Linked DNA regions of Mus musculus: region 2 is linked to region 1. The links are chromatin contacts, found by Hi-C or POLR2A ChIA-PET in ENCODE. All regions are on one chromosome and are shown on one strand. Each heading gives the region's core, a stretch centred on a gene start or an enhancer-like site at or near the end of the contact. The rest is flanking DNA. Distances are from core to core; before and after follow the strand shown. Region 1 holds the start of Dock8 (dedicator of cytokinesis 8). Region 2 holds the start of Cbwd1 (COBW domain containing 1).

Evidence for each region. Hi-C counts contacts between places; a loop is a spot of excess contacts on that map. ChIA-PET counts read pairs that join two places held with the same protein, here RNA polymerase II (POLR2A).
Region 2: a loop to region 1 is called in a map of heart, with 4 times the contacts of the local background. The contact joins the promoter of Cbwd1 here to the promoter of Dock8 in region 1. A Hi-C loop is called at or near these places in 8 of 37 maps with a recorded cell type or tissue (adrenal gland, gastrocnemius, heart and 1 more). POLR2A ChIA-PET finds 5 or more read pairs at or near these places in 2 of 5 experiments (Patski and embryonic stem cell).

Annotation. Positions count from the first base shown.
Region 1 is chr19:24,997,617-25,001,509 of GRCm38, forward strand. Dock8 (dedicator of cytokinesis 8) reads left to right here and starts at 1,913. Exons shown (of 48, transcript NM_028785.3): 1 at 1,913-2,087. The coding sequence starts at 2,035.
Region 2 is chr19:24,959,964-24,963,856 of GRCm38, forward strand. Cbwd1 (COBW domain containing 1) reads right to left here and starts at 1,653. Exons shown (of 15, transcript NM_146097.3): 1 at 1,421-1,653. The coding sequence starts at 1,568.

The sequences.
Region 1 (3,893 bases), core at 663-3,162:
TAGATTAAGCTCAGCTCCACAGTCAGATATTATACATTGAATATAGTATAATGTGAGGCAAGGTGTGAGGTGCCATGATATACTCCTGACCGGCTCAAAAAAGTTTCCCTAATGGAAATATCTGAGCCATTTAAGATAACCTCATTACATTTTACTTGGGTTTATGTGGAACCAAGTATATTTTTGATTTGTATGAAAGTGCATGCCATGAACATTTAGAAACCCAAGACAAGCCCACCTGTACGTGGACTAAAGGCTCTGGTAAAAATGTTTCAATGGGTTACTTATTGTTCACAGAATGAAGATACACACACACACACAATTATTCTTTTAATATTTTTCTATCCAAGTATTTCCCCATAAATCCCATTGTAGTAAATATCTTTAGGAGACCTTTGGAAGTTAGAAACAACAGATATATATTTTTAAGCCTTCTAGAAAATTGACCCTGGGAATGAATCCAGGCCCTTGAGAATGTTAGGCCTTGCAGTTGCTTTGTAGCACAGGCAGACCTTGAATTTGTGATCCTCTTTCTTGCCTCAGCTTTCTGAGTAGTGGAGATTACAGGTTTGGATTACAAGGAATAGTTGGCCTCGTTTATTAAAGTCGTGTTTTCTGTCGGTCTGTACTTAGAGTCTCTGTATTGTTATGTTGTACACATTGTCTTTTATGTTTAAAGGCATTGGTATGAGGGAGGGGGAGAGTTACCTAACCAGCTCTGAAGGTTTGCTCAACTACCTACCCAGAAGCAGAGGAAGAAGGCTGCCAAGAATAAATAGCATATGGTCGGCCAGTATTTTAGTATTAGGTTACAAATTAAGTTGTAGTGGACCAGTGTTGTTCAGTAAGAACTCAATGTGCCAGCAAATGTGAGCTAAGGAAGTAATTTTTACATCTTCTTAATGGGAGCCACATTTTAATACAGGGAAAAACAAACAGGTGAAATTATCTTTAATAATATGTTTCTTAACTTAACAGCTTCCAAAGGATTGTTTTTAACATGCAATCAATACAAAAATTAAGACATTTTGCCTTATTTTTTTTCTGTACTGTCTTGGAAACCCAGTGTGTATTTATTTTCCAACCCATCTCACTTTAGACTAACCAAAAATTCAAGTGGCCAACGGCCACATGTGGCTTGTGGCTTCCATATCTAGACTCTGCAGCTTTGAGCCAAAAATATAGCCCTTTCGTGTTTCCGAAGGCAAGTTGACAAGTGGAAACACACGGAGTTCATACAACACAACTTGGACCAAATATATTACTTGAAATAGGCACAGTCTTTTCCACGCTCATCCTTTGGGGATTATTTTTATTTTTATTTCTCCAGATTTCTCCTTTGTGGTCTGGTCAGGTTTCTCCATGTAAAACAGAACTCTGTTGAGATACCGGTCAATCTCAATGCTGTGTATTCCCTCAGGTTCTAAAATGAAAAGTCATATAGCTCCTAATATTTACTCGTGGGATGCAGCCATTATAATAAAGTGTCCCATGAATGACAGTGCGCCTTCGGCTGGGAAAAAGTCGACTGATGTCCTAAGAGGCTGCCTTAAAAAGAAATGTTCCCAGGAATGGCGTCAATCCACCGGGTGGCCCCTCCAGACCCCGCTGGCTGCTTCTGGATCCAGCGCTCACTGCCCCAGTCGCCCTCCGGCTCCGGCCGCCGGCGTTTCCGGCCAGCTCTCGCGGTCCGCGCTCCGCAGCCACCGTGCCCGTCGGTCCCGGGTCAGCGGCGGGGGAAACGCGCGCCTGCGGCCGGCGACTCTGAGTATCCGGAGCGCGGCTCGGCGCGGCGTCCACGCCCTCGCCAAGCGCTCGGTGCGTGCCAGGCCGGGCGGCGCCGCGGGCGGCGGAGGGAGCAGAGCCCTCCCCCCGGGAGCTGCGCGGCCAAGGTGGAAATGCGGAAGTTTCCGCGGCGCGGCTGACAGATGAGGCTGGCGCCGGGCGCGCCGGGCTCTGCAGCGGCTGTGCGTTCGGGTCCCGTCCCCCCGCAGCCCCGCGAGCCCCGAAGCCGTGGAACCGCGCGCGCGCGCCATGGCCACGCTGCCGAGCGCCGAGCGCCGCGCCTTCGCGCTCAAGATCAACAGGTAAGACGGCGCGGTTCCTGGCCAGTCCGCGGCGGGGCGCGCCGGTCCCCGTGGCGACTCATTCTCGTCCTCTTGTCACCCGCGCTGCTGTCCGGACCAGCGTCTTGCGCCACCTCCCCAACCCGGCGTGGCTCCCGCCGCCCTCGCTGTTCTGAGACAGGTGGCCCGACCCGGAGCGCGGGGTCGCGCGCCCGAACTTGGCTTAACAAATTGCGCCTTCCTTCCAGTCGGGAGACAGCGGAAAGAAGCTAAGTGGCTGAAAATCAGCCCTGCTTTGAAGCAGATCGGTCCGTGGTCCAGGGTTAGGGCTCTTTCAACCCCCTCTTTCCAAAAAACATCTTGGCTTTGGATGGCAGCGCTATTTTTATACCTTGGTCCAAAAGGAGCCAACCATGAAGTGGAAAAAATGATTTTAAAAAAATTCCTCCTTTAAATAAGCGAAAGGGAATGAGCTGTAGCTGACGTTTAAAGATTTCTAGCACTCTAGAAAAGTGAAGAACACAGGGATTTCCAATTTATAAACAGAGCTGCACACGCCACATCTCTGTGAGTTGACTACTCATAAAGTTCTCGGTAGACTCAAGCGGCGGCGTTTCCTCCACTGAAAACTGCTGACAAGTATTCAAGGGGGCATTTTTGCCTTGACCTGGGAAATCTAGACTGCCTGGCTAAAAGATAATGTGGAAGGGCAGCGCTCTGGAGGACTTCCAGGGTTGGTGTTTTTTTCTTGTTCTTGTTTGTTTGTTTTTGCATGTGGGACGCTGGCCCACAGTAATTCATCTTTGGGCTGCTAGTGAGTGAAGCTGGAGTCACTAGGAATCACCATCCTTGAATAGTGAGCGGTAAGGACCACAGAGGGCCAGTGGAGTTTCCCTGTGCAGTTGTGAGCAAGACCTTTCACTTCCTTCACTATTTCATCTGTCCAATTAGTTTAATTATTAATGTGGACTGTATACAAATGCTAAAGGGTAACTATATCATAATTCAGTCTTCCTATCGGAGCCTTTCCCCTCATCAGGCTGTCCTGGCTGCAGTGGGGCCGTAGGGGCATAGGAAGTTTTGATGGCTGTCATCATTGCCTTCCCCGCTTCTCCTCTCTTTGTCCCTGTCATGAGAAAGAAAAAAAGCCAGGAAACAAGGAACAAGGGCAGGAAGCTGTTAGGGATTCAGGAGGGGTGAGACTGATCTGAAGTGACTGTCTGGGACCTAATGCAAGCCTGGAGACGCTCTTGCAAGGAGCTTCGGGGTTGGTATAACCCAAGGGTGGAGGATTAAAGTCCTTAGCCAGAAGTGGTGGACTTACCCATCATCCCAGCCCTCAGGAGGCTGAGACAAGACAATCACAAGCTGGATGCCAGTCTAGGCTGCATACAGAGACCTTGCAACAAGGAAACAAAACAGAAGCAACCACCCAAGCAAAACAGTGTTAGGAAAACCAAGAGCCAGGCTACATTCAAATTTCCTTACAAAGTTTTGCTGCAAACTAAGTATATCCCATTGGGCATACACATTTTATATTTTTCTCATGTTTGGTCTCCTCCCTCCTCCCCTTCTTTCTGTCTCTCCAAGGTCTCTCACTTTGTTTCACAAACTGGCCTTGAACTCCGAGCACTTGACCTGCTTCAACTTTCTGATTGCCAGGGTTGCAACTGTGTACCGGCTTTTGTGTCAGTGGGAATAACTAGTATCCGAACCCTAGTTTTTCCCTCTTCTGACTGTTAGGAGGACTGAGTAGAGTAGAGACAGCGTGCTTATGATGCCTGGCTCAGAATGAATGTTAAATAGCTGCTAGCTGACACATCAGTA
Region 2 (3,893 bases), core at 403-2,902, 38 kb before region 1:
GGGCTAGCACCAAGATATATTAAGGAGCAGGGAGACTCAGGACTACCAGAGTTAGGAGGAAATATTGTTAGTGTTGCAGATGGTTGGGAATCTCAGGAGCAGGATTTGAGAAATTATTAGTGTCCAGAGTGTTGGACATGTTAAGTATGGAAATGCCTGTAAGACATTAAACTAAAAACTATACAGAAGTGAATCTGAAGGATGGAAGCCAGAGAAATAGGTTGAAAAACAACGAAAATGTGGAGGCTAGTGGAACAGTGTTCCCGGTATATCAAAATTTAAAAAAAGACACAGGAGGCCAGCTGTCCCCTAGGTTCAGTCAGGAACAAGGAGGTTGGTGGAGTTAGTCCTGATCTCAGAGCTTCAGGCCATTACCTGTATTGTCCCTTTCATCTATCAGTAAGCCAAATGCAGAAAGGCCAAGGGCCAACTCTGAAGTATGTTCTTTGGACCAGGAAATTTGCTCTGATTCTATAGAATAGCATCTGAATCCAAAACGTTATTCCTTTATAAAAATGAAGCCCAAGTAAAATCTAGAATATCCTTGGTCTGACTCTAGAAGGGGAAAAACAAACAAACAAACAAACAAACAAACAAAACCTGGTGGTGTGGAGACAACAGTGATTTCTTTGTTGTATCTAAAGGGTGCACCGAGATTCAACTTGTCTGTTGCAACACACAGGAATGAGAGTACCACTTGATTCATATTTTTTCCACAATTTTTATTTGTCCACATTTTCAGCCACTTACTTGTTGTTGCTGTTAACTGTAATGCTTTAAAAGGATATCTAGACATTTCCAACAAAAAATAAGCACGTGGACTGATCTTCAGAAAACTGCACCGTGTTTCACAAATCTGTGTTTTCCAAGGACCACACCCCCGAGGTGCACCCTCAAGACCCCCAGCTTAGGAAAGTTCCCAAAACAAAGGTCTTACTCTAAATCAATCTCTTAACAGTGCTTTCCAAGCGGACCTCAAAAGGGGAGGGCACAGTTTAGGACTTGTCACTAATGGCTGGAAGAGTTTGGTTCCTGTGAAATGGAATCCACTAAGCAAGGTGTCAGGCAATCTACAGTCGGCATCTTTGTTTTCTTTTTCTTTCTTTTTTTTTTTTTTTCCTTGACCAGGGCATCCTTTAATAACAATAGACCATTTGGCTTTGTTTTGCTTTGGTTTTTTGTTTTTCTGTTTTTTAATGAGAAAACTCAGATGACTTTATTATTTCTACTCTAAACTGAGGGGAGATGAGCTTCACAAATGAAAGACAACTTAATCAAGAGACCATAACATTAGGTGAGTCTGAGTTTCAAAACTACCTTTGAAAATGCTAGAAGAGAGGCCCCAGCCCCTACCTCGAAGATTCGTCCTCGGCCAGGAGGCCCGGGTGCCTGAGGAGACACGGCAGCCCCCCTTAATTACCTAAGTACCCGGTGACAATTGTGACTGGAATCTTAGTGATGAAGTCAAGATTTTCCTCTTCTTGGTTCTTGGTCTCAATGGGGACCAATTCAGGACAATCCTCCGCGTACTCTTCTTCCGCCTCCACAGTTTTCACAGCAGGTAACATGCCGCCAGCAGGACACCAGTGACTCCAGAACTAAAGAGCTGCCGCCAGTCGCGTTTCCGCGACAGGATTCAGTCGGCGCGGGGCTGATGATGTCACCACAACGCGTCGCGGAGCAGGCCTCTGAGGAACCAGCCCGCCCTCCAGCTACGCCACTATTCAAACTAGACACGCCTTCCCGGGGGAGGCACGCCCCTACGCAGAGATAGATACACCCCCACGCACAGTGGACACGCCCCTTATAGAGAGGGACACACCCCCCGGGTGTGAAGCACGCTCTAGGGGCGTGCCCTCTGCCCGTGGGCCAAACTGCACTTTGCTGTTAGGACGCTAGGAGCTCCCTTGCCTCGAAGCTGTAGTGGGCTCCAGCTGTTAGCCACTGTCTGTTGCTTGGGCTGAGGCAACACCTATTAGGCTTGGGCAGCTTCACCACAGGACAGACATTTTTCAAGTTGCCATTTTTTTTTTATTCTCATGAAGTCCATCTCTTTCATTCACAAGGAAAAGAGTAATTGTGAAGTCATGCTATATATTATAATTATTCTACAATGATAATTATGTATTATAGCTATCTCATCTTTTACAATGTAATAGTTTTATTTATTTTTCTTTCTCCTTTACTTGGACATAAGGTAAACTCAGATCAATAATTGTATTTATTGGTTCATAATATTCTCATTAGTCTCTGGACTCCTTTGTGTGTGTTTATAGTGGATTCCTTGATAGTACCCTAACCCAAAAACATTAAATTGCATCTCTTCTACCCCAGCCTAGAATACTAACTATAATCATGAATCTTCTTGGGAATACTGAACATTCCTTTATGTGTTTGTTATGGTTTGTCCTTATACACACGCACATAAATAACATTGACCATTGTTTGTTTTTCAATTTCATAAAAAAGAGTACCATTCAATGTATACTCTCTTGGGGTTTGCTGGATTTCCAGCTTCACTACTGAATTTCCTGTCAATTGTTTTCAGGTGTTGCTGTTTTGTTTCATTTTGAGACAGTCATACATTTTCCCAACAATGTAAGAGATCATATTGGTGTAATGTCAATATTAGCAGACATGAATTTTTTTCCCAATTAAATACAAAATAGTACCTCAATGTGATCATCAGTTGTATTTCTTTGGATTTGAACAAAACTGAGCATCTTTTTATGTGTTTTGACCATGTTTAATTTCAGGCTTTAAGAGGGGCTAGCAAGCATTGCTCTGTGGGCATCAGATCCCATTACAGATGGCTGTGAACGACCATATGGTTGCTGGGAATTGAACTCAGGACCTCTAGAAGAGCAGTCAGTGCTCTTAAATGCTGAGCTCTCTCTCCAGCCCCTCAAAATGAGGTTTTAATAAGTTATATACATTGGGTGTTCAATGTACTCTAAACACCCATCAACTGATAGACAAACAAAATGCCACATATCCAGACTGGAAAAATTAATTGGTGAAAAACAGGTACAAAGTACTGGCTACCTGCTACCAGATAAGCATATCTCAAAGATGTGCTAAAAATAAATCCATTCATAAAAACTATACATTATGCAAGTCCATTAATATAGAAGAATGTCCATGACAGGCAAATCTAGAGATACAGAAAACAGCTTAGTGACTCCTAAGGACTAGGGGTTTAATAGTCCCTGCTAGTGGGCACCATGTATTTTTATGGTAATAAAAATGTTCTAAATGTGATTATCATTATGGTAAAAAGAACTCTGAATCCACTGGAAAACATTGACTTGTGCACATTAGATTAGTTAATGTTATATTGAGTTTTATCCCTTAACTACTATTTTAGGTAAAGGCAATCATGTGCTCAGATGCTAGGCCAGTTTTTTTGTTGTTTTTTGTTTTTCCCCAGAGAATTGATAATTTTAGCAGTTTAAAGTTCTAACCTCAGGTGCAAACATAAGACTTATAACTTGGTAAAATTGTTCCTTTAGTCTTTTTGCATATCTCTTTCCAATAAAATAATTATCCATTGAATCTATGGAGTTGTCATTTTCTTTTCTCACTTTAGTCACTGAGCAGAATTTCAGAAAAGCAAGGGCTTTTTCCTCCTCTTTTCTTCTTTCCTTCTTTCCTTCTTTCTTTCTTTCTTTCTTTCTTTCTTTCTTTCTTTCTTTCTTTCTTTCTTTCTCTCTCTCTCTCTCTCTCTCTTCCTTTCTCTTTTTTTCTTTCTTTTTGCTTTGTTTATATTTAAATTTGTTCACTTTACATGGCTGTCCCTCCTCCCGCTCACGCCTCCCACAATCCTTCCCCCATCCCTCCTCCCCTTCTCCTTTGAGAGAGAGGTAAAGCCCTTCCCGCCTCCTCCCCGCCCC